5 separate regions of the Homo sapiens genome follow, and all the other regions are linked to region 2. A link is a loop called in an ENCODE intact Hi-C map of the cell type or tissue named here. Cell type or tissue: heart left ventricle. All regions are shown on one strand. Region 1 overlaps CLCN3 (chloride voltage-gated channel 3). Region 2 holds the start of CLCN3 (chloride voltage-gated channel 3). Region 3 holds the start of MFAP3L (microfibril associated protein 3 like). Region 4 overlaps CLCN3 (chloride voltage-gated channel 3). Region 5 overlaps CLCN3 (chloride voltage-gated channel 3).

Region 1 (5,000 bases), 48 kb before region 2:
GGAAAGCAGTGGTGGAAACATAGCTCACTGTAGCCTCAAACCTAGGCTCAAGCAATCATCCTGCCTCAGCCTCCCAAGTAGTTGGGACTGCAGGCAAGCACCACCACACCTGGCTACATACTACAATTTAAACAAATCTTCAGGTTGGTTTGCCATTATGAACATTATCTAACATATATGTATCTGCTCAGCCATCCTCTTTTCCAGTTAATTTTTACGATTTTAAGTCTTTTCTTATTCTCGACTTTTTCTCCAACCCCACTACCAGATATCCAATACTAATAACCAGGTATATTTCCAAACTTAAAATAATCATATTATCCATTTATTATCGTCACATTAGGTTTATTATTTATGTAATAGAACCTGATTGTTTTGCCCACTTGGTATCTCCTTCCCCTTCTTCCTATAACAGAACCCAATTATTTTAAGGAAACTTCTGTCCCTCACTGCATGCAGTCCTGGTGAAGGTATCAATCAAGATACCTTCTCCTCCCCAGCTAAAGAAAACACATAGATCCAAGTTAGACCAATCAAACTGTGGCTCCTAGAAATGTAAATCTTGAGCACAGTGTTAATCAGAACCAATTAATTTTAACAGCTGAAGCTTCAAGAGGACTTAGGATAATTCCATAGTTTCTGCTACCTAAATATCCAGCTCTTGGATGATAAGAAAGTATGACCTGAAAGTTAGTAGCTTCCAAGTTTAAGACAAAAAAAAAAAAAAATCAAAAACTTTTTTGGAGGGCTGACTACCGGATGCCAGTGACTACTATTCTACTACCTAACTCTACTATCTCCTGGCTGAAAAACAGTAACAAAAAAGACTGGAAAAAAGATCACTTTTCTTCCAGGTGGCCTAGTAGAGAAATTCCATGACTTTACTGCACTTTGAGGTCAGAAAGACCTAGAGTCAAATTCCAGCCCTGCCTCCCGTTAGTTCTGTGATCCAGCGCAAGTTACTTATTAACCTCTTTGAGTACCTTGGTTTTGTTACCCACTTCTACTAGAGTATTGTATGTGGACTGGAGACAAATTATGTAAAACATTTAATACTATACTTGACAGATAGTAGAAAAACAATAAACACAAGCTATTATTTCTGCTCAAATATTTGGGTATTTAAAATTTCATCAGGAAAGCCACGTGTAGTGGTGCACACCTGTAGTCCCAGCTAATCAGGACGCTGTGGCAGGAGGCTATATCATCTGAGCCCAGGAGTTCAAGGGAGCCTGGGAAACACAGTGAGATCTCATCTCTATTTAAAAAACAAATAACAAACAAAAAACAACCCCCTCTCACACACACAATTCAGCATGTTGCATTATATTACTCATATGACTAAGTTATAATATCGCTTAACCAAAAGACTAACAATATGACAAAGACAGCAAAAAAAAAAAAAAAAAAAAAAATGTCTGGCCGGGCGCGGTGGCTCACACCTGTAATCTCAGAACTTTGGGAGGCTGAGGCAGGTGGATCACGAGGTCAGGAGTTCAAGAGCAGCCTGGCCAATATGGTGAAACCCCATCTCTACTAAAAAAAATCAGGCGGGCATAGTGGCATATGCCTGTAGTCCCAGCTACTCGGGAAGCTGAGGCAGCAGAATCACTTGAACCCTGGAGGTGGAGGTTGCAGTGAGTGGAGGTTGTGCCACTGCACTCCAACCTGGGCGACAGAGCGAGATCCATCTCAAAAAAAAAAAGAAAAAAAAGTCTTAAAAATTTGGACAATGAGTTCTTCTACAACTGTATATTGAGCAAAAATCCTGTATTTTTAACAGATAACTTAATTCATTATGCCTGGTATGGACACAGAAACAAATTCCTAAAATGCATCATTCATGCATCTCATAGTTCAGGTATTACCAATACTGAAATACCTCCAGCAAGCAGGAAAAATTATCCAATCGATGAACTAAAACTGGCTTGCAACTTTCTTGTAAAAATAACTCTACTAAGAAGATTGTTTTGCCTTATTTTAGTTTTTCCAGAGACAGGGAACTTTATAAAGATCAAGCATACCTATGGAATACAAATCCATTATTTCCTAATATGTGTAATCTAAACATAAAGACTTAAATTTACCTGTAGGAAAATTACTTAAAATTATTCATTATTCTTTTTCCAACTGAGTAACAGCGGTTAAAAAGAAAAAAAAAAGGATTCATTATTCTTTAAAGAAATATTTTTTCTAGTGAGGAAAGAATAGTCTTTTGAATAAATGATGCTGGGACAACTGGCTATTCACGTGCAAAAGAATGAAACCGTACCCCTACCTCACACCATATATAAAAATTAGCTAAAAATGGATCCTAGATCTAAAGAGCTAAAATTATAAAATACAGGAGTAAATTTTTGTGATCCTGAGTTAGGCAGGTTTTTTAGATATGACATCAATGCAAAAGGGACAAAAATAAAAAAAATAGATAAACTGAACTACATCAGAATTAAAATAATCTTTCCCATGTAGAGGCCACTGTTATCTAGCTCATGTCTAATAATAACAGTAAGAACAGCTAATTTTAATTAACTTAATGTGTACCAGACATTGTTCTCAGGACATTACATATATTAGTTCATATAATCCTCACAACAACACAATGTGACAGATATTATTATCTCCACTTTATAAATTTGGAAAACAAGGTGTCAAGAGTTAAACAGGCCCAAGGTCACACCGCTAGCAAGTAGTAGAACAGGGATTCAAACTCTAGCACTTTGATTCTCAAGTCACTAAAATAATTTCATTGTTGGTTTACATGTATACTTTAAGAAATGTGGACAACCTTCTCTCAGAGTAGGTTAAGAACTATTACGTGATGCCTTCTCCCAAACACATATGTATATGCACTTAGCCTTTGGACAATAAATACAATCTTACCCTTCACCATCACCATCCCTCTTTGCCTTTGGTTGCAGTCCACTTTTTCCCATATTATTTAAAATGCTGCAATAGAAAATTGCAGAAGTGGTGAGCACTGCTTTGCTCCCAGCACTCACATCCTTATGCTTTAGCAGAAGTTTACGATAGTAATGCATCCCCATTCTTACCCTCAGTTGTTCCCGACATCTTATGCCACAGGGTGTACCTTTACCCCAGGTGTACTTACAAACAGGTTTTCAAACTTTTTCTTAGCTTTTGAAATGTTTTTCAAACATGAAGTGGAGAAATGTTTCTCACTGACATAGTATATAGATATGTACTTAAATAAAACCAAAGTTTAGTAAACAATGCTTACTCTTACTACTTGGTATATACTGATATTTTATTTTGTTTTTTTAATCTTTCCTTTTAAAATACTGGTCACAAGTCAACTGGTTTCATGATCAACATGTTAAAACTTGAAGTTTGACAAACACTGAACTAGAAAAATATAGGCATTAATAAAATTGTCTGCTTTCCCAAAAATACAAATATAATTTTACCCACAAGCTTTCCACATATATTTGCTGAACTGAACTTAAAAAAAAAAAAACAACACAACCTTAATTGCTGCGCCTTAAACTGAGCTTATTAGTAAATATCACAGTGACACTGGCAGGAGCCTAAGCCTTTTCTCAAAGGGGTTTATCCAAATAATAGTTTTACATGAAAAATGATGCATATAGTTATTTAAAAAGAGTTACTTATTACCTCTGTGATCAATCTCCAAAGATGTGAAATGGTGATCCTCGTCATTTAAGTTCATAATGCAGATTACTGTTACATAAGACACACATAAAACATATGAACCTTTTTAAAAAAATTATGGAAGGAAGAGGCAGAAATCCAAAATACTATGTATTCCTTCACAACCTATTTGCTTCTGTATGTTAAGAGCAGGAAGTCTAGCCCCAGATGGTTTTTTTTTTTCTCTCTCTGTGACCCTACTGATAAGAAATGGCCATCCTGGTAAGGGATGGGAAAGTAAACGTTCTAAGTTGATAGTGGAAGTTCCAGAATGTTAGCAGACTCCAAATCAAAGATTAAAAAGGTAATGGCAAGAATAGTGCCTCACATTTAGCAGGTGGTCAATTAAATGTCTACTGGGTAAATAAATAGCAAAAAAGAAGCATACGCTATTAAAATTTGTTCAGCCATTCAGTCATATTTAACTGTCTAAACTGCAAAGACTTGCAAGTTAATGCCAAATCTCAAAGAAGTTTACCAAAGATACACAACCAGGCAGCAGCAATACTAAGCCCATTACTCAATTCACTGTTTTCTTTTCTGTTCTGTTGCCACCTCAAAATAAAAAGCCACATCCTTAGTTAGAGATGATAAGGTGGATATTAAGACATCTGTGTAATTGGAAACAAGTTCCACATTCAATTATTATGTCTGCAAATATGATGAGCTGTACAATACATGAATAAAAAGGTTTATAAAATTTGCTAAATTTCATATTTCATAAATTTATAAAATTTGTTAGAGAAACTAGAGTAAATCCATTTTATGACCTAATTAAAGTTGCAAAGGGCTACAAAGAAACTAGAAATTAAACATATGTTAACTTAAAAACAAGAAACAAAACCTTAAAGTTCAATTTAAACTACCAGTCTCCTGCATAAACGCAAAGCAGAAACCTCGATGCTGGGAAAATAGCCAAAATTACAAACTTAATCAATGCGGCAGGAAATCTGTTCACACTCGGAAATCTTGATACAAAGCATTTCTGACAAGCCATGAGATGGCATAAAATTAACCATACTAAAGTGTCAGCTATTTTTAGAAAATCAAGCTAGAGGTAGTAATATGAACCAGATTTTATTGAAGATTTGAAATTCAGATACTGTGGGAAAAGTACATTTAAAAACAGGCTTTGTTTTATACTACTGTTGTAGAAACAAGGAGTTTCTGACACCAAATAAAGAATCTTTAGTTGTTCCTTTAATTTACAGACACTTAGATGGATTAATTTTTAAGAAGAGGTTTAATTTTCTAGTTGGATAAAATATTAGGGCCAATAAAAATATAATAAGTATCTGAATCCTAAAATCATTTTACAAAGAGCCTGC
Region 2 (5,000 bases):
TACACAAGCACTTTAACTCCCATATGTACTCCTGAACTGAACAAATATTATTTTGTAGTGACTCACAAAGGGACGCAGTTATTTCCATACCGACCTCATAAAAAAAAATCTTCTAAATTAACTCTTTAAAGATGAAAGTAAAAGCATTTCTGGAAAGATTCAACAATTATACAAGCCACAATGATGCTGCAGTAACTGAACTGCATAGCTCCAAAAGTTTACGTTTGTAGAACTGAACTTTTGAATTATATATCTGTGTAAAAGGTATGGTCGCTGTTGATTCAATTCCATGAACAGGAATTTCTTTCTAAAGGAAACAGAAATCTCAGTTTCTAATATGCACAATGCATATGTAATTATCTTCTATATGCTCCGCAGTTTTAAAATGCCATACAAACAAAGCATACCACATGCAAAGTCAATTTCTGAGATTCTAAGGCAGTTTCTGGTCAAGTTTAAGATCAAACCACAAATATATATACACAAAAAATATTTTACATACATATATATCTAAAGATAGAAAAACTGAATATTATTTTTAAATTGGGGAAAATTTAGCGAAAGTAAAACCCACTCCTCTAAGTTTAAAGTTAATCTTCTCCTGGAACCCACTTCCATTTTATTCAGAGGTCCTTCGACGGTTCCTGAAGCAGATGTGTGAAATTTTAAAGAATGTCTGAGGGTATATACCTAATCAGGATGGGTTAGCATCCCAATTCACGATGTACCTTTCAACATTATGTAGGTACATTGTAAGAGAAACCAAGATGAGCGCTGTGGCCTCACAGTTGACCCAAAATCTGTGAACAGGAGAGCTGACAACTCTTCGCTCATACAATGCAACTCACCTCGCAGCTCAGAGACATAGCAAAATCGGTGGCTGTTTTTTGCGCTGCCTTTGGATTCTGCATCTGTTTCAAACCTAGAACCTAGCTACCCTCGGAGCTCCACCGAAGAAAGCCTGACACAGCGAAAACTATCGCGATTTAAAAGATACCTGACGTTTTCTACCGCAGAGGTTACGAAAATTTTGCCCGGTGGGACTTTTATTGTCCTCCTTCAAACACGGGAGCAACATGAAGTTAAATCCTCTCGCTCTGGAGATCCCTAGAGTCAACCTGCTTCTGCCCAAAATTAAAAATAAAAATCTCCAATCTCACTTCCCCCTTAAGACTAAAACTGAATCCATGCTCTAACTCGGGAGTAAAGTAGGATGGCTTTCAACCCACCACACCCTCCTTGCTCATTATTCCGGGTCACGGGCGAACTAGAACACTGGGAAAGGGGCTGCAGGTTCCGGACCGGACCGGCCCTGACCCACGGAAGGGGAAGAGAAGCGGCAGGAGTCAGGAGCCCGAAAGGTACGCCCCAGCGTCGACGCGTGACGTCACTACGTTGACGTGAACGGCCGTTCAGCGTCCGGCCGTCCCAACACCTCCTCCTCCGGCCACTCGCTGAGTAGCGTCGGCGCCTATTGGGCGGCGTGGGAACGGTGGGCGGGCCGGGACTGGGTCTCGAGGAGGAGGAGGGGTGCGAGGTGCCTGGCTCTGAGGGCCGCCGGGGCTGTGAAGCCTGTCATTAGCGATTAGCTCACGTCAGTCACTCACGCATCCCTGTTTGCCCTGCTGCTGACCTCGCGCGAGGCGGCCACCTTGTGGGAGATGTTTTCGTGAGGCAACAGACGCTGGCCGTTCCCAGCGTCACGCAGAGTTCGGATCCACTCTAGCGAGAGACCACAGCGTCCGGGAGCAGCTTGTGAAACTCTGGCGAGCGTCAGCCTTGAAAATAAAAAGTATTGGCAGCCGTCGACGAGCACAGGTTCCTAAAACTTAGATCGAAGAGAAGTACCAGCCTTCAAAAATAAACCAGCACCAAAAGCCCCCTGTGCTTATAGGTGACGTGCGGGCTGGGAGTGCAGTGGTGTCACCTCGCCTTGTATGTCATCGCCGGTTGTGTGCCTAACATACATACAAAAAGGATAACTCGAATTTAGCCATCACGCATTTTCAAAAATACTGCTTGGAAATTGAATGTTTGGAGAAAAGATATAATCTGGGGTTTCTACACGGTCTGAATTGGGTTCATTTCCGTTTAGCAAACATTTATTGAGCTCCCAGCGTGGGTCACAGAATTCAGTAAACCTGATCCCGTGTTCAAGGTGCTATATTCCGATGCAGGGCAGGGCGATGCAGTGAAAGAATGGTGGCCACAGCAGTAGCATGCTAATAGCCTGGTGGGCAGGTACAGGTTTTGCATTTCTTTGGCGAGATCACTTTTGAGTGTCTCCACTGGGTGGCAGAATTAAGACCCGTGAACGTTTAATATCTCCTGTATATTTAGTATATTATGAATATATACTGATTAATGAATATTAAGTGCGTGTTGTATATCTTGTGCCTCATGAATATTAAATATGACCTGGTCTTGCCAGCCTTTTCTATTTTTACATATACGTGCTCCACCGACTGTTTTGCAGGCTAGGAACACGTGAGTTTTGTTCTCCTATTTCTTCTAGGGCAGCATTGAATATTCTCAAAGACAGTTCTGGGCTTCAGAGCTGGTATAGTGCCCATGGTGGTGATCACAGTGCGGTCAAGCTTCTTAGGACCTCTTTCATTACTTTTATCCAGGTAGAGTTTGTAGAACTATGGAAATACCCAAGCACGATTTTCTCTTACCTGGGACACTGTTGGCCAAGATCTTTAGATTCTTCTTAGAAAATGTGGAAAAGCAGGCAAAAATTTTTCCAAACCAAGTGGAATTTTTCACAAGACATTTACTCACATTTTTTTTTCTCTCTCACTGTAGTTACGTAGCTAATTTTGGAAAGGCACATGGATTTTGAGAATGTAGACAGTAGTTGTGGTCTATTAGTCAATCTTACCTGCTTTCTATAAGGATGAAAAATTATTTCATGGTAGTGTCGTAGTTTCTTAATGGAGGATTGTTCCAAGGATCTCTCTTAAGTGTGCAAGAACAAGTCTATTTGTACGTTTGGTTTTTTGTAATATTATCCCTATTATGTACTACCTTATTCCTTTATAAGAACTTAAAGTCATGGTCTCTGGCATACATAATCATCGCACCAGTAGTTCTCAATCTTCACTTTGCATCAGAGCCATCTAGGGAGCTTCAGAAAAATATCCTTGCTTAGGTCCCACTCCCAGAAATCCTGTCTTAATTGTTTCAATGTTGGACCTAAGCATTCCTGTGTTTAACTCTTCCCAGTTGATCCAAGGTGCTCAGTCAGAAACACTGTGTTACATATGGGGCAATATATTTAAACAATGTGGTATGTGATTGCTTGGTGATAAAACAATAGATCGCATCTGGGAAAAAACGTTCTCTGTAATTCCTCTGGTGTTTTTGTCAGAGAATCTGGTGATGTTGAACTTCCTGTTCAACAGACTGGTGGGAGGAAACACAGGGTAAGCACCATAGCCAGATCTTTGGTACATTTTAAGTGCCCTAATGTGAATACTTTCAGCCTGATCTCATTCCATCGTGGTAAATACTACAGAAAGGATGCTGATTGATTGGCATTCTTACCACATCCCTTATTTTAGTGGGAGTGATTAAGAAGGAACTTCTTAGGGCTGAGATAATTCCCAGTAAGGAGGTTTACAGATCCAACTGTGGGCTTTTCTCCCATATGAAAATAATTTAACAGCCCACCTGATCTCTGTACCGTAAATAACTGCTCCCAGAACCCTAAGAAGAGTTTGTATTAGTATCCAAGTGCTGTTGTAACAAATTCCCACAAATTTAGTGGCTTGAAACAGTACAAATTTTTGATCTTAGAGTTCTGTAGGGTAAAAGTCTGACATAGGGCTCACTGGTTAAAAATCAAGATGTTGGCTGGGCAACCTCTTGGTGCCACATGTGGTGGCTCACGCCTGTAATCCCAGCACTTTGGGAGGCCAAGATGGACGGATCACCTGAGGTTGGGAGTTCAAGACCAGCCTCACCAACATGGAGAAACCCCATCTCTACTAAAAATACAAGATTAGCCAAGTTTGTTGGCACATGCCTGTAATCCCAGCCACTTGGGAGACTGAGGCGGGAGAATCACTTGAACCCGGGAGGTGGAGGTTGTGGTGAGCCAAGATTGCACCATTGCACTCCAGCCTGGGCAACAAGAGCAAAACTCTGTCTCAAAAAAAAAAAAAAAAAAAAAAAATCAAGGTGTTGGCAGGGCTGTTTTCTTTTACAGGCTCTAGGGGAGAATCCACTTCCATGCCTTTTGCAGCTTCTAGAGGTCACTTGACTTCCTTGGCTCATTGTCCACTTCCTCCATCTTCAAAGCCAGCAATGGAAGGCTGAATGTTTCTCATATCATATATAAGTCCCCCTTGCCATGTAATCTGATATATTCACTGGTTCCAGGGATTGGGGCGGTGGGGCAGGGGGTGTTATCTTGCCTACCATAGGGTGCTTAAATTCATCTTTTAACCACAAGTCTCAGTATGCATTTTTTAAAAGGCCCCCAGTATACAGGAAGTATTTGGAGACACAGCAAAATAAGTTATGTGAAAAGGGTCAGTTTCTTCCACTGTAAATCAGATTTTTGGGCTAGGACTGGTTGGAGTTTAAGTTAATAACGAATACTCAACCAATATTTAAATTAGCTTCACACTTCTGCCACCAACCAACCAACAAAACTCTTGGGGCCTCAAGGAAAGGGAAAAAGGACAAAAAGATTGACTCACAGTGTAAGAGTTTACCAATTACAACCAGGTGTAGGATAGCCTGTTCACTAGTATATCTGGAACCCTGGCAGATTGAAACAAGAGAAACAAATGATAGACATTACCAGTGAGTGGAGGTGGTATAAACCTTGCCCTCTGTCAGCAATTCTCTCTCTGGGAGTGGCAAGTTGGATGATGCTATTTTATAGAAGTGGCAAAGTAAAGAGCACTGGGAATCATATCTCAGTTTCTTCTATCTTGCTCCCTGGACCAGTAAAGTTACTCTGAACTTCCCTTGAAATAAAAAAACCT
Region 3 (5,000 bases), 410 kb before region 2:
GGGACACTCCAGCACAAGCTAGGATTCCATGGTGGAAGCAGCTAAGTAAATGTATTCTTCCAGGAGTGACCTTCCATAGAGATAGTGTCTCTGACCACGCTGAAGCTGAACTGGAGCTGGGCAAGGCAGAGAGGTTCAAATGAAGGGTGACTCCCACTATCACACCAAGCCCCACTGGGCAGCTGACCTGCCTGCCCATCCTCCTCCTCCTTAGACAGAAAACAGCGAATTCCATTCGCCTTTCTGCTCTCAATGAAAGGCTCTCTTTGGGTTCTTTACTAATCTACAATCTGTAAAAGTACTTTCCCTGTGACTTTTCTCCATTTCAGTACTGTCTTCTCTAAATGAGAATTAAAAGCAAGTTCCCCACACCGACCTCAAGTGGTTTCTAAGATAGCAAGAGTGCATTTTGCAGGTTGTCTGAGAATTTAAAAGAGATGGGGGAGGGGAGGAAATAGAGTCAGAGTGAATGCAGAAATGCTGGAGAAGAAAACGGGATATAATACTGCGGAATATTTTAATAGTGGGGACACAAATGTCATAATTAATAAAGCAGGTGGAAAGTTCGCGCTGTGGTGCAATTGTAAAGAATGCTTATTAAATACTTAAAAACAAAGAAAATTTACGTTTCTCAAAAGGACAGCTGAAAAATTCCTTGAGCTAAAATGTGTTGCTATTCAAGATGCCATAAAACTAATGTTAAAATATGATATCTCATTTCAATCTTTTTGGGGGAAAAAATCAGGCTTTGACTCACTCATACGACAGATCCCACGCACCCACCCACCAACATGGCCCTTGGCATGGGCGACCTGCCCACGTGTCGATGCAATCGTGCCTCTCTAGAGCCCTGCTTCCATCCGTTTCCCGAGCTTCGATGTCGTGACGAGAGACCGCGGCTACATCAACCTTGGGCAACCAGATGCAGCCGCGTGCGGCAGCCTGGCACTGCCCGGAGCATGCTCAGTCGGGTCCTGACCCACTTCTGCAGGTCCGACCTCGGGGCGTGGGGTCAGAGGCACTACTTTGCCAGTTTGCCAGGAACAGAGAGGAGCAGAGAGACTGAGAGTTGCTAAAGCTCCTCTCTTGGCACAGCAATGCCTGACCCGGCGGCGGAACATGCCCAGTCTGGCTGCCGGAGCCGCCGGGAGCGTCAATGTGGAAAGTCCACCTTTCCGGGTTTTCGCAGCAACCCACCGGGAAGAGGGCGGTACGGGAGTAAAAAGGCCGGAGTGGGGTGTGGCCAAGAGGGCGGGCACTAAAAAGCCGGGGGAAGGAGCCTGGTCCCGCCCCAGAAATTGAGAGTCTCTGTTCTCTTTTAAAATTAAAAAAAAAAAAAAAAAAAGGGAGATAAGGAGGAGAAGAAGCCACTAACATTGCAGGATCGTGTAGCGAAACTTCTGTAGGTACTTAATAATTTTAGAGTACTCTACTTTTTAATTAAAAAATCAACTTATGGTTCATTAGAAAAAACGTGGAAATTACAAATAATATTTTTAAAGAAAATGAAAAAAAAATTCCTGGAACCCCACCACTCAGAAAGTCACCAGGGAACGGCCCGCTGGGTTTTTTTCCAGACTCTTCCATCTGTGGACTTTGCTTTAAGAGACGTTTAAGACTTACAGCGCAGTCGCCCGGGAAGGCCTGAGAAGCTTTCGGAAGCAAGGTGGTTTGCTCGTGATTGCATTTGATTGCAAGGAGACAGGGTAGGCTTGGGGGTGGGTTGACTGGTTCCCATTTAGCGCCCCAGGATGGGACCCTAAGAAGCCTTTTCCTGGGTGTCCTTGAACACGCGTGCGATGCGACGCCCACAGAAGTTGCGGTGGAAGCCCCGGGCGGGAGAGAGAGCGGAGTGAGAGTCCCGCGCTGCCGCGGAGGCCCTGGGCCTGCGGGTGTGGGGCTCTGGGGGCCGCCGAGGCCCGGCCCAGAGGCTGAGCGGACTGAATGCGGGACTCCCCGGCAACTACAGCCTCCGGTGGCTCCTCCGCGGGGCCGCTCCGCAGCACCGACTGGCTCGCGCCGCACCGCCCGCCCCGCTGCCCCCGCCCGCGGCTGCCGCGAAAACCCGGCGGCTACACCCGCGCCTCCGCGCCGCCCGGCGAGCCGCACTGGGCATGCTCGGCCCCGGCCGGCCCAGGCTCCTGTAGGTGGGAAGCTCCGCGCTCCCGGCAGCCGGCGGCGCAGCTCGCAACGCTGTGAGGCGCCGGCGGAGGCGGCTCGCCCGCAGTAGGCGCTACCGGGCGTCCGGCGCAGAGTGCGGCGCAGCGGCCGCTGTCGGGCTGGCCATGGCGAGGGGTGCACGGCGGCCACCTGAGTGGCGCGGCGGTGTCAGGTTAGCGGGGGCCCCCGGCGGGCCGGGGCGGAGGGGCACGGGTGGGAGCCAGCCCCGCACCGGGTCGGCGGCCGAGTCGGCGCCGGGGCCGCCGAACTTTCGGGTGTTTGGGCTGGCTGAGACTGCGGCGGAGGCTGCGCTGCGAGACGCCGCAGGGTCCGGGCAGCGGGCTCCAGGGGGTCGCAGGATGCTTCGAGATCCGTGCGGGGCGGGGGCTGGCCGTTTGGGGACTGCCGCATCCTGGGCTCGAACCGTAACCTTCCGAGGGCGAGGAGCGCGGAATCCACTGCCAGCTGCCGGCGAGCCTCCTAGGTGTCGTGGGGGAAGGGGACGCCGAACAGCCGTGGGGGCTTTCGCTGGGCTCTGGATCTCTCTCATCGCTGTGCCTCAGTTTACCCGGACAGGGAGGAGCGTGCGCTGGCCAGGGCTCCGGAGAACGTGAATGCGGGTTCCGCGTCGGGAGGGCGCCGTGTCCTGATGCCGCAGGAGTGCGGGCGGCTGTGGGTGCTGCGAGCCGCCGCCTCGCTACTGAAGCTCTCGGAGTTTGTCGCATTTGACTCCATAACAAGTTGACATCGAATTGCTTCATGGCGTGGAATGGGGAAACGTGCTTCATCGGATTAAAATACAGAGTGATTGCAGAACCGATTTATTTTAAGCTTGATCATTAAGCTGTCTTCTCCAGCCCTGAAAAAAAAACTTGCAAGCTTTATAAAGCAAGGTAGCAAAAAAAGGTTTGTAGGTGTATTATCTGCTCACATTGTAGAAAACAGTTAAGATACGATCGAACTGTCATTATTTTTAAGGATACTTAGCAGAAAAGTTTGGTTACTGTGGCAATCTTTATTTTGCGTTATCTTCGATTTAATGTTAAAAACTTGGAAACCGAGCATTGCAGAAGCTCAGTGTTTTTTGTAGTTTTCTCACTTTTGTTTCTAGATGAAACACATTTTTTTCAGTTGCTACTATGCTGAACATAGTAAAATCCTTCAAGATGAAATACAAGATGGAAAAAAATGTCGTTTCATGAGACCGTAAGTTATAACAGTGTAGTTCTTCTGACATTTTACTTACACAGAAAGTGCAATTTGTAGGTCCCAGTGTGGTTTCTACAGTTGTTTATTCCTAAAACATTTAGTACCATTAACACTATTAGGATTATTGTATCTAATAGGGGCAAGATAAACAATCCTGTTCTAGTGGGAACTAGTTCTGCTAACTAAAGCTAAATTCTCAAGCCTCTTTTCTATAAGTACCACTTAGTGGGTTCAGTTGTTTTATTCATTAAGCTTATTACAAAACAATTGTTTACATTCTTTATAGACCTTAATAGACTTTAGAAATGCATTGACTTTTCATTGAGTTGTGGGTAGGCTTTAAGGTTGGTGCTTGCTTGCAAGCCTGAGATGGCTCCAGCTCTAATTCTGGATACTCTCTGGGGTGATTTCCCCCAGTATAGAGTTGGCTCTGTCCTGTGATGCTGCATAACCGAGGTTTAATAATAGGAAAGGCTTGAAACATCCAGACAACAGCAGTAGCAACAACATGATTACCATTTTTATGAATTAGAACCTGCAGTCCCCCATTTTAGCCAAATAGTCTGGTTGGTGATGTTCACTCATCCTAAATTTATTTCTAAATACATTTATAGAAAAATAAGTTTGAAAACTCCAACACAAATATTGAATAATTGTGCTTCTCTTTTCTATAAAAATGCATCAAGTTTAAAATCTTTCATGAAGTACTGCCTGCATGTACACCTTATCCTGAACAGCAGGTCTCATATCCTCAGGTGACATTCCCCAGTAGAAGTAGCTAGAGTCTCCCCTTAGCCTTGGGTTCTTCCTGACCTGGAGGAAGCAGCAAGGCCTCAGTTTACTTTTTGTGAATGTGAGGTTTAATACAGATCAATAGGCCCCCTTCTCGATCCACAAATCCTAAGTACAAATCCTAAGTATTTTCTCAGTGTTAAGAGACACGATGAAATTTAATCAAAGACTTACTTACATACTGCCCTTGGCTTCAAAAAGTCCACATTTCCCTAACCTAAAACTCAAAAAAACAACAGGAGTTAGGTTGAAAAGGGGTTTTATTACTGCTCATGAAGAAAAAAATAGACTTTGTAGGCATGTTACAAAAAAAGGTGATCATTTCTTCTCTTTTGTAGTTAACTATTGGGTTCTTGCAGCTCACTTGCTAGGCACGTGATTTTTAGGTTTATTTCCATGTGTTTAGATTTCTAGACTGTATGATGTTGTTGGTGACATTAGACATTTACAGCAAATTACTCCCTTTAAAAATAGATCTATCCCCCAATCCCTGTGACCTTAATTTATCCAATTCCTATTTGGCTTGCAATTTAAATACTCGAGGCATTTTAAATTGTGCTTAATTTGGACTTTTTATTCTACTTTTTAATGCAAGAACTTTTAGATACTGGAATACAAATAAATATTGTAGCCAAGTTGCTTTTAACCTCAACACAGCCTAGCCAGATTTGTTAAACAAGTGTTAGTTTTTGGAATTTAGAAATCATGCAGATACTATCACTCCCCTAAGTTGGCATCTAACCCAGCACTTAGGGTGTGACTTGTCTTTCCTAGCCAAGGCCAGGAGGACACTTAAAACTTTGACAATGTTTTCAATCTATGGCATATCACATTGCGGT
Region 4 (5,000 bases), 85 kb before region 2:
ATCCATCTCATATATACATATATATATTTTTGAAAGGGTACCTATTGCAATTGTCAGGTCTCTTCTGAGGGCAAATCCCACTAATCTCTGAGATTCTTTTGACATTATGACAGGAAATCCATTGTAGCTGGTTTCATTAATCATGTTTTCTATATCATCCACTGTCATATTGTCCTGTGTCAGGACAGCTAAGGGAGGATCATTCCTTCGAGGTCTCATAACGTCAGCAGCCAGGGTGGTATGAGTGAATTCTTCTTTTGCATCCAAGAAAGGGTATCCATTTAATCGGATGTGTGCTTCATAAATGCCTTCCCTGCCAAAGGCATCTCCAACCCATTTACTGGTCATGACTGCAGCCATAAGGGGAACAATATATTCCAAGCCTCCAGTAAGCTCAAAAACAATAACCACCAGGGAGACAGTCATTCTTGTCACACCACCTGAAAAAAGTAAGCACCCACTGGTCAGGAAGGACAGGATCCTCATCATTACATTTTATTAGAATTTTTGCACTAGGCAGTTAAAACTAAATGGCAAATAGAACTCAGTCAGGGAAAAGCATTAGCATCTAAAACTGCTACTCCTCTTTTAGGACAATAATCACTACTTTTAATAAGCTCTAGAGAAACACCAATTTTCTTTGTTTATAACAGAGAAGACTATTAAAATAACATTTTAAAAACCTGTTTATTTCATATTTTAAAAAAGCAAAGCTTACCGACTAAAACAATTTTGCCATTTTGGTTTAGTGCTGTAGCAAAGACATAATTTCACCCTTATAAAAGCTTATTCTAATTATAAAGGAATTTAGTAAAGCACATCATGCTTTGCTACAATTTACAAATTAAACTCATATATGGGTAGAATATTAATATAATAAATTTCTCCTCTAAATTTTTTTCAAAAAGAGTAAAATACTTTGATGCCTTTGATTTACATTAACGATGCAAGTAATATTCACTCACAGAAAACTATTTGGGCCAGGCACTGTGGCTCATGCCTGTAATCACTTTGGGAGGCCAAGGCAGGAAGATCACTTAAGTCAAGGAGTTTGAGACCAGCCTGGGCAATACAGTGAGACCCTGTCTCTACAAAAGTAAAAACTAAAAAAAGTAGTCATGCATGGTGGTGTATGTCTGTGGTCCCAGCTACTTGGGAGGCTGAGGTGGGAGGCTCGTTTGGGCTGGGGTTTGAGGCTGCAGTGAGCTGCGTTCACACTGCCTATGGTCCCTTTCTCGGTATTCTCACTGTTATCAATCCAGTCCAAGCCCTCATGACTTTATTCCTTTTTTACTTTGTATTTTTTAGGATTTGGGGTCTCACTCAGTTGCCCAGGCTGGTCTCAAACTCCTGGACTCCCATGATCCTCCCACCTCAGCCTCTCCAGTAGCTGGCATTACATGCATGTGCCATCGTGCCTGGCTATTCCTTAATTATAATACCATTTTATCTTACCTCCTTGACTCCAGGCCCCATTACCACTGTATAAGCCATGTTCCCTTGTTAATCTTTCCTAAGTACTACTTTTACTGTGTTGCTCTTTTGCTCAAAAACCTACCAGGGCTCGTCAGTTCATACTGTATTAAGCTGAAGCTCTTCCTTTTGTTTTTTTACCTAAAAATAGCAAGGAGACAGATCCTACCTACTATGTATTACATACCTACCCTATACCAGGCATGTCCTAAGCAGTTTACAAAGACTTGTTTTTAAAACTAGGCACTTATTTTACCAGGCACTATTATAACAGTTTTGCATGCATTTTATCTCATATAATCCTCAAAACAAACCTAGCAGATCACCAGGTGTTATTACTTTTTATATACAGAAAATTAAAACTTCAAGAAGGAACTTTCTCAAAGTCATCAAACTAAAAATGGCAAAGCCAGGACTGCCATAAATCTGACCAACTTCAAATATAAAATCATCCTGACATTAATCAGGTTTCTTGTCTTTTCATAATCTGTTCCTTCTCACTAATCCAACTTCATTTCCCAAAAGTACCCAAAATATACTCTCTAGAGTCAATTTCTTCAAAGCCTCATGAATACAAAATTTATTCCCATCCTCGTTCCTTTGTCTTCACATTATAATCTTCAACAAAGTCACCTTTTCCTTAAATTCTGCTAATCTTTTAAATAAAGCTCATGTTCTACTCTTCCTGAAGTACTTCAGCTCTTTCTTCCCCTATATTCCTACCATACTTAGACTCTTTTAACCTTGTATATATTTGTTAGTATTCCTCACTATTGTATTCTCAGTGTTCATCTTGTCTCCTCAACTTGATTAGAGTCGAGATTGGGTCCATGTTCTTTTTGTATTATGCACTGTATCTAGCACAATGCTAAAAAGAAAGTGGACATTTAATAAATACTTGCTACTTTGGTGAAAATGAGTCTGTCCTTTCCTTTTAATTGATATTACATTTTTAAAGATCAATAATCACATAATTTTTATTCACTAAACAAAACTGGTCAAAATGGCAACCATTAATATTATCACCAGAGTGTAGCTGATATTTTAAATATGAAAAGCAATAACCATTTTTTCCTGCCCTAACAGACATTAAATAGACTCAAGTACTTAATGTAGGTATTTTGCTTTTCTTCTCATTAAAATGAAGTTACCTTTTCTCATTTTGTTACAAATATACCTTAGATGATGGAGCATGGGTAAATACATCTTTTACTAAGGCTAACAATAAATCATTTCAGAACCAAAGTAAACCTACTCTGAAACTCTGTTGCAATGCTAATCTTAGGTATTATGCTATAGTTGTTATAGGTAAGCCAAGATCCTTAACGATGAAAGAATCAAAGACATCTTTGGTCAGGATTCAAATTAAGCTTATGTTGTACTTAGATGGCTTCTGCCATAGTGTATTAAGTTATATTACAATATGCTAATGCCATTAAATTCTTGTATTAACAAATGTTGTAAGACAGAAAACCGGTACTGTATAATACCCTAATAGTACTACTGTTTCTTATCTGTTAAAACATCTCCTCCTGGCACCCTCCTTTACTCAACCAATCCGCCCACCAATTAAGCAAGAATGTGTCCCACTTTCTCTTGGCTCTCTCAGACTTGCAAACATCCACACACAGGCAGACACAGCCATATTACCTAAGCATGCAGCAGCACCAACCATGGCATAAAGGCCAGGTGTAATGCAATCAGCCCCGACCTCACACCACTCCTTAAAGATAAACCAGTCGTGGTGATAGTAGGCAAGCTGCTCCACCGCAATCCCCACAATCCTTCCTGCGATCGCTCCAATGGCCATGCTGGGGATGAACAAGCCTGATGGAACCTATAACAACAACAGAACTCTTTATGGAGCAGAGATCCTCTACTCACATGCCTGAAACTTACATTCTATGCATTTATTTCTAACACTTTTGATTCTTTTCACATTGTATTAATATAGCAAAATCCTAGTACAAATAAAACTAAAGCAAAATCTTGTACCTTAACAATCCCATGAATTCAGTTACAAAACAAACCACATTCTCTAGGCCAAACAGAAAAAAATTCAAGGGTTATTTCCTTTAGCTCAAGGTAGCTCAAGGGTGCCCTAATGTCAGTCCCTAACAAAATTTTCATTAGTCCATGGTGAAATGAAAAAAAAAAAAGAAAAAAAAAAGGACAATATGCTGGATACAATATATACTACTTGGGTGACAGTTGCAGTAAAATCTTAGACTTCACCATTATAGAATTCATCCACGTAACCAAAACCACTTGTAACCCAAAAGCTATTGAAATTAAAAAATATATATTTTTAAAAGTACAATATGAAGTATTTTTCATAAAACTTAACTGATTCAGTTTTAAGCACTGTCTTTTACTTCAAGATTATGTGATTATGTCCTCCTATATATTTACAAATGACGGAAATGGTAGATGCTATTCATCTTAAGTGGTACAATGTTAAGTGGACAAACTTATCAGAGTTGCCCAATATTTTGACTGATATACAGACATATCTTGTTTTACTATGCTTTGTGTTACTGTGCTTCACACATGTTGCAGTTTTCACAAATTGAGGTTTATGACATCCTTGCATCAAGCTAGTCCATCAGCACTACTTTTCCAACAGCATGTGGTCACTTTGTGTCTCTGTATCATATTTTGCTAATTCTCTCAATACTTTGAAAATTTTCACTATTATTATATGTTACAGTGCTCTGTGATTAATGATCTTTGATGTTCCTGTTACAGTTGTTTTACTGCACCATGAACCATGCCCATAGAAGAAAGTGAACTTAATAAGTGTTGTATGTGGTCTGACTGCTCCACTAACTGGCTGTTCCCCTGTCTCTCCCTCTTCTCAGGCTTCCCTATTCCCTGAGACCCAATGATATTGAAATTAGTCCAACTAAGAACCCTACAATGGTCTCTAAGTGTACAACTGAAAGCAGAAGTCACGTCTCTTGGCTGGGCGTGATCCTGCCGACTCAGCCTCGTGAGTAGCTGGGACTACAGGCGTGCACCACCACACCTGGCTTTCTTTTTTTTTTTTTTTTTTTTGTAGAGATGGGTCTTACTATGTTGCCCAGGTTAGTCTCTAACTCCTGACCTCAAGTGATCCTTCTGCCTTGGCCTCCCAAAGCATGGAGATTACAGGCGTGAGCCACAATACCTGGCCATTTTTAGCTGTTGATATAAAGTGAGAGACGTGACTTTTTTTTGAGAGTAATCAAAGACTTTTTTTTTAAGTAATCCTTAAATTATGCCAATCTACTCTCTCTGTGCTCTATAAATGGAATAACAAAGCCTGGATAACAGCATATCTGTTTACAGCATGGTTTACTAACTATTTTAAGCCCACTGTTGAGACCTACTGCTCAGACAAAAAGATTCCTTTTAAAACATTACTCATCACTAATAATGCACCTGGTCTTCCAAGAGCTCTGATGGAGATGTACAAGGAGATTCATGTTGTTTTAAAGACTAATTTTGACTTTTAAGTTTTACTGAAGAAATGCATTTCCTATGGC
Region 5 (5,000 bases), 96 kb before region 2:
AAGTTCCAGGTTCCTTTTGCATAAATTCTACTGACTTTCAAAAGTGACACAATACTAATCTTCAATATTGGTGGGTTATTTTTCTTTTTAAAGTAAAAATAATAATTATGAAAGTTTGGAATGAAGATGACTACAAAGCAAAGTACAAAAGAAACTTAATATTGATACATAGCTATAGACCTCTGATATGTAGAGTTTCATTTACAATGTTCTTTCCTCAGAGGAAAATATTTTTCTAATTTCTATGATGTCACAACACAGCAGTTATCATCTGGATCTACCTTGGTGAAAAGGTAGCAAAAGGCTGTGAGGAGACTTAAAAACTCCCGTGGATTTTACTATAATTTCAAATTAAAATTAAAGGCAATGTGCACTAAATAAATAATGCTGACCAAAAGAAACACTCCCTAATGTTCAGGAGCTGTGACTGCCACTTCTTAAAGTAAGCTAATAAAATGTATTTATGATTAGGGATTAAAAGGACTTTCACTTTGTGCATTTTTTTCTAAATAACAATTGTTTCTCATTTAGCATGTCACTGTTATCACATCAAGCAAAGTGATGGACATAAATTCTCATAATGAGGATACATGAAAATAATTAGATTGCTAATTAAAACAAAACTATGGTTACTGGTTTTATAATGGAAATTAATGTGGCAATATAAACAGTGAAAATAAAAAAACCTTAAAAAAACTTTAATCTTTAAATTCTGGAAGCCCATCCAAAATACCCTTCAGGATGACTGGACATTTCCTTGATGATCTCATTAAGTCAACCTCCCTGTTAAACTGCCTTTGAACATTCAGACTTGAAGGATGTCACTAGGAGACTTCAAAGTAGCCTGTTCCTATAGCTACGTCCAGGTGTAAAATAGTTACTTAGCTTGATGGCTGGGGTGGGAGGTGGGGGAGCAGGAGGATAGAGAATGGGAATGACAGAAATGGGTTCTCTGCTCATGTTTTCTCATTATTATGTTAAAAATAATGTATCGATCCTTAAAAGTTCTCAGAGCATGGGAGCAACTTCCCCCTCCAAAAAAGCTCAGAAAATGCACTATATATAATGAACATTCACTCATTCAATAGATGTTCTTCATTGACTAAACATTTGAGATTTCTTTTTTTTAAGCCATCAATTCATTTGATTTTATTGTTGTAGTCAGGAAATGTGAAAATCTTGGCAATTAATTAAATATAATACCAATTGAATTCTTACTCATGCTTTTCTATCCAATTATACAGAATGATTAATTTCAGTTAGTATCATCTATATTGGTAAACTCTGCCAAATCACAAAATATACTGTGAGGAAGGTTACAAATGTATAACGACCCAGTGGCAAATTTAGAATTTTACACAGTAATCTCTGTATTTATAAAGTAAAAACCCTAAAAGATGGAGAAACACACATTAATGGAGAAGAGCGATTTGAGCATAATAAAGTCAGAGTGCTGCTTTAGTAATTTTACAGAGTGGAAGGAAAATCAACGCAAAATGTGGCTCATATAAAACATTATTTGCTGTTTCCTTTTGGGCTAAAAACTAATGATGTAAGAGTTAACAGGGCATAACCCAGCATTTCCAAAGCATGTTCCAAGAAACACCAGTTCCCATGAGTTCTACTATATCCTTCCCTGCAACCCAAAAATAGTTGCATTTTCAAACAAGTCTGGAAAACCATGTATCCTATTACCCATCCCCTCATCTGGGAATCAAAGAATATCAACATATTATAAGTTCTGAGGAGTTCCATAGTAAAGAAACCTCAATTGTATTTAATCCAATACTTTCCAAACTTAGACAGTCACAAAATGTTTTTTCTGAGTCACTCCTATTAACATCCTGCTAATTCCACCAAGATTAACTGATTTTGAAAAATTCTGCAGTTAAAATATAAAGTGCAGAAAACCAATAGCTAATTGAAATTTTTATAATTTACAAACATCTTTCCCTTTCATCTATTCTTTTTCTCCTTGCACCTAAGGTTCCAGATTTGTTATCTTCCTCCAAATAACTATTTTCCACTTCTAAAAATGCAGTATGAACTACACATCAATGATAGCTATGCAGAACTTCATGGTCTCCTTTAAAAACCAGAAGATATCATTTCTTTTCTGGGTTTTAAATAATTTAAGTGAGAAAAAAAACACCCGACTTCCTAATACACTTCAAACAAAACAAAAAGTCCCATGAGCCACTTCCCTAAATGATCTCTTTTCTCCCCATATATGTATCAATTTATTTTCCTTGACAGACAGAAATAAGGAAAATATGATGAAAGCAATTTAATATATTCCCTTAGAAGAAAGTCCAACCCCTTTTTTCATATGAACAGGCAGGACCAGACAAAATTTTAATTAGCTATCCACCCCTCGCTCTATACACTTCGTTATTTTTACACTTTCTTTTAAATATTTTCCTTTCTAATATCTATGCTGCCAAATACCTGGGAATTAATCAACAAACTGAAATATGAAAATTAATCCCTAACAGTTCTGTGTTCATAGTTAACCATAACTCAACAGAATAACATTTATATTTGTCAGTACACAAAAGAAAAAGCCATGCCAGGAACAGAAAACAACTTGAAGCAAATAATAGTTTGTAACAACTCAGCTTAGGTTCCAGTTGAGCCATTTAACAAATAAAAGGGCTCAAGGACTAGCAAAGCTTTATGAAAAGTTGCCCCATTTAACTAGTACTGAGTTTTTAAACTTAATGAAGTCGGTGCCATCATTTAATCAAACAATATTACACAAAGACAAATAGTAACAATAATAACTTATGAATACATCTCTTCTCCAATCAGTATCTAAATTATTAGAATTTAATAATTCTAAACTCCCTGCCTTTAAGGGCTTTATCTCTTTAATGATTTACTTCATATTCCTAAAGAGTTATTTTAATTAGCGCAGTGAAAAACACTAAACATAGATCTAATTCTCTAGTTTCATATTTCTATTCTTAACTCAATCTAATATATTGGCCAAGAAAATGTTTTAGTAGTTTAAGAAATCACAAAGAAAGAGGATTTCTATCAGTCACTTACAGTGCAAAATAGTAGCAAGAGGCTGGGTTTTAAAGTAGGAAAGACAGTCTGATTCCTTGAACCATGACTTGTTCACCACATGACTTTGGGCAAATTATTAAAGCTTCTTGAGCTTTAATTACTACATCTGTAAAGTAGGGCTATAACTACCTACTTTGCAGAGGTCCTGCAAAGTTAAATGAGAAAATATGAAGGTGTTCAATAAACAAATTTCCTTCCTTTCTGTTCTTTTTCTCTCCTTTCTCTGGACAGGAGTCATGTATTCTGTCACCAATGTGTTTTCTACAACATGTTAAAAAAAAAAAACAACAAAAAACTGCTATGATTCTCTGTTTAGAATTTCAACCAGCTTTACGCTGTTCAGGATTAGCCATCCAGTTTATGCATAATCCAAGAATACCCTCTGTTTTTTGGTATTTGCCTTCGGATAAAACAACATTCTTAAGTTCAACAAGAAAGAATATATAGTGGAAATGAAGGGTCCTAAAGAAAGAAGTGTGGAGAAACAGATCCCAGGTCCAGGAAAAGAGAGCAGTGGTGACGAAGTAGTGTATTTGCTAAATCAATTCTGTGCATTAAGGTCTCCACAACCCCCGTGACATCTGTTTCTTTCCTATATTCCTGTCAATGGAGAAACACTGGCAGTTCATGTGTAAAAGGTGGAAAAATAAATTATCAATGTATACATTTTAAATACATGAGTATTTATTTGTCCTTAGCAGTTATATAAATATAAAAGATTTGTGTATAGAGAAAGGTAGACAAAAGGAAACAAAGCATTTGTTAAAGGAGATTTTTAGCTCATTTACAAATTTCATTTAAGTATATATTCTTTCCTTCATTACATGATAAATCAAATATTGGCTGAAAGAGTAAATAGCAAAATATCTAGAAACTTATTATTGTACTAGAAATTTATATACTAAAAATGAAACATTTACAAAAATAAAACAGGTTTTTGCAGTGCTCCATGCAGGTTAGGTCCACTCTTCCCTAGGAAAAGAAGCACTCTAAGCTCAACATGCTTTCATGCTGGAGATCTTTCAGCACCTCTTTTCCAACTTTGAGGTATTATTTACAAATGTCACTGTTTGGCAAAGAGCAGGCAGATGACATCTTTCTTATTCCTTAGTAAATGTGAAATTTGATTGACTGATCCTATATTTGTGACTATACCATAGGACAGACTTTCCCACCTGGGAGCTGACTCACATGCTCCCCTAATAACTATATAGATTCCACTAAAAAGGATCCTATATTCTAGCAAGTGAACTGATTCCTGTGGTACCAGACTTACCCATTGTGAGTTACAAGGCACTGCCTCAGTCCCAGCTTTCGGAAAATATCCACCACGATCTCCATTGGGGTGTGGTCTGTCACTGTAAAAGGGCTCATGTCAAGAATGCTTCGAAGCTTCAATGGCCGAGGACTTTCTGCTGGAAGAGATGGGGTGTGCTGTGCAAAACACACCCGAGAACTGCCAACGATACCTTCTTGTTTTTTCCTGGCACTTTCTGAAAAGAGAGAGAAGAGACCAACACTTTTAAACTGATAGATTTTTAAGTAGGCAACCTGTTTATTCAGAGATAAAAAAAATTAATGTATCCTATGACTTCTGATCCCTTCATTTTTTCCTATCTTCTCCTTAACCAAGAAAGGAGTCAACTGAAAAGCCATTTAGCAATTGTTTATATTTGATTGAATTAGAAGTCAACAATAATATATCATCTTCATGGAAAGAAATTATTTTTTGGTAAAGTTATATCATCGTACAATTTTCTTTACTGAAGCTGTTTTCTAACTTGGGGGCTAAGGAAGTGGGTTTGGAATACGGGATTTTAAAACCTGCACAAATTCTGAGCGCAGTTTATTATAGGAATCCATTATCAAATGAAACCTGCCTCTGCTGAATGTTACTTATTCTGCACTGGAGGTGGCACTAAAGAGAG

Evidence for each region. A loop is a pair of places that touch in the nucleus more often than their neighbours do. Peaks named below come from ENCODE experiments on the same cell type or tissue, not always from the same donor. Only the 100,000 strongest peaks of a DNase experiment are listed, where the experiment ranks them.
Region 1: a loop joins it to region 2, with 2.8 times the contacts of the local background. A loop is called at or near these places in 73 of 110 quality-filtered maps.
Region 3: a loop joins it to region 2, with 3 times the contacts of the local background. A loop is called at or near these places in 61 of 110 quality-filtered maps.
Region 4: it touches region 2 in a loop (2.5-fold over the local background); 27 of 110 quality-filtered maps call a loop at or near these places.
Region 5: it touches region 2 in a loop (2.2-fold over the local background); 52 of 110 quality-filtered maps call a loop at or near these places.

What each region holds. Positions count from the first base shown.
Region 1 is chr4:169,664,459-169,669,458 of GRCh38, reverse strand. The region is part of intron 2 of CLCN3 (chloride voltage-gated channel 3); the gene reads right to left. Among named protein-coding and RNA genes, the nearest start is that of CLCN3, 46 kb to the right of the region's middle. In heart left ventricle, no CTCF peak of the experiment used is centred here; no DNase peak of the experiment used is centred here; H3K27ac peaks cover 226 bases.
Region 2 is chr4:169,616,912-169,621,911 of GRCh38, reverse strand. It overlaps CLCN3 (chloride voltage-gated channel 3), which reads right to left and starts at 1,334. Exons shown (of 13, transcript NM_001829.4): 1 at 849-1,334. RefSeq lists enhancers at 877-986, 1,177-1,406, 1,477-1,526, 2,087-2,156. In heart left ventricle, CTCF peaks have their summits at 1,446 and 2,276 (motif pointing right); a DNase peak (open chromatin) is centred at 1,451; H3K4me3 peaks cover 2,767 bases; H3K27ac peaks cover 1,883 bases.
Region 3 is chr4:170,023,566-170,028,565 of GRCh38, reverse strand. It overlaps MFAP3L (microfibril associated protein 3 like), which reads left to right and starts at 2,171. Exons shown (of 3, transcript NM_021647.8): 1 at 2,171-2,332. RefSeq lists enhancers at 946-1,085, 1,075-1,794 and silencers at 1,266-1,335, 1,794-2,193, 2,274-2,363. In heart left ventricle, a CTCF peak has its summit at 2,197; DNase peaks (open chromatin) are centred at 1,185 and 2,075; H3K4me3 peaks cover 2,655 bases; H3K27ac peaks cover 706 bases.
Region 4 is chr4:169,702,308-169,707,307 of GRCh38, reverse strand. It overlaps CLCN3 (chloride voltage-gated channel 3), which reads right to left. Exons shown (of 13, transcript NM_001829.4): 10 at 3,124-3,310; 11 at 42-440. Among named protein-coding and RNA genes, the nearest start is that of HPF1, 53 kb to the left of the region's middle. In heart left ventricle, no CTCF peak of the experiment used is centred here; no DNase peak of the experiment used is centred here.
Region 5 is chr4:169,712,644-169,717,643 of GRCh38, reverse strand. CLCN3 (chloride voltage-gated channel 3) reads right to left here. Exons shown (of 13, transcript NM_001829.4): 12 at 4,349-4,565. Among named protein-coding and RNA genes, the nearest start is that of HPF1, 43 kb to the left of the region's middle. In heart left ventricle, no CTCF peak of the experiment used is centred here; no DNase peak of the experiment used is centred here.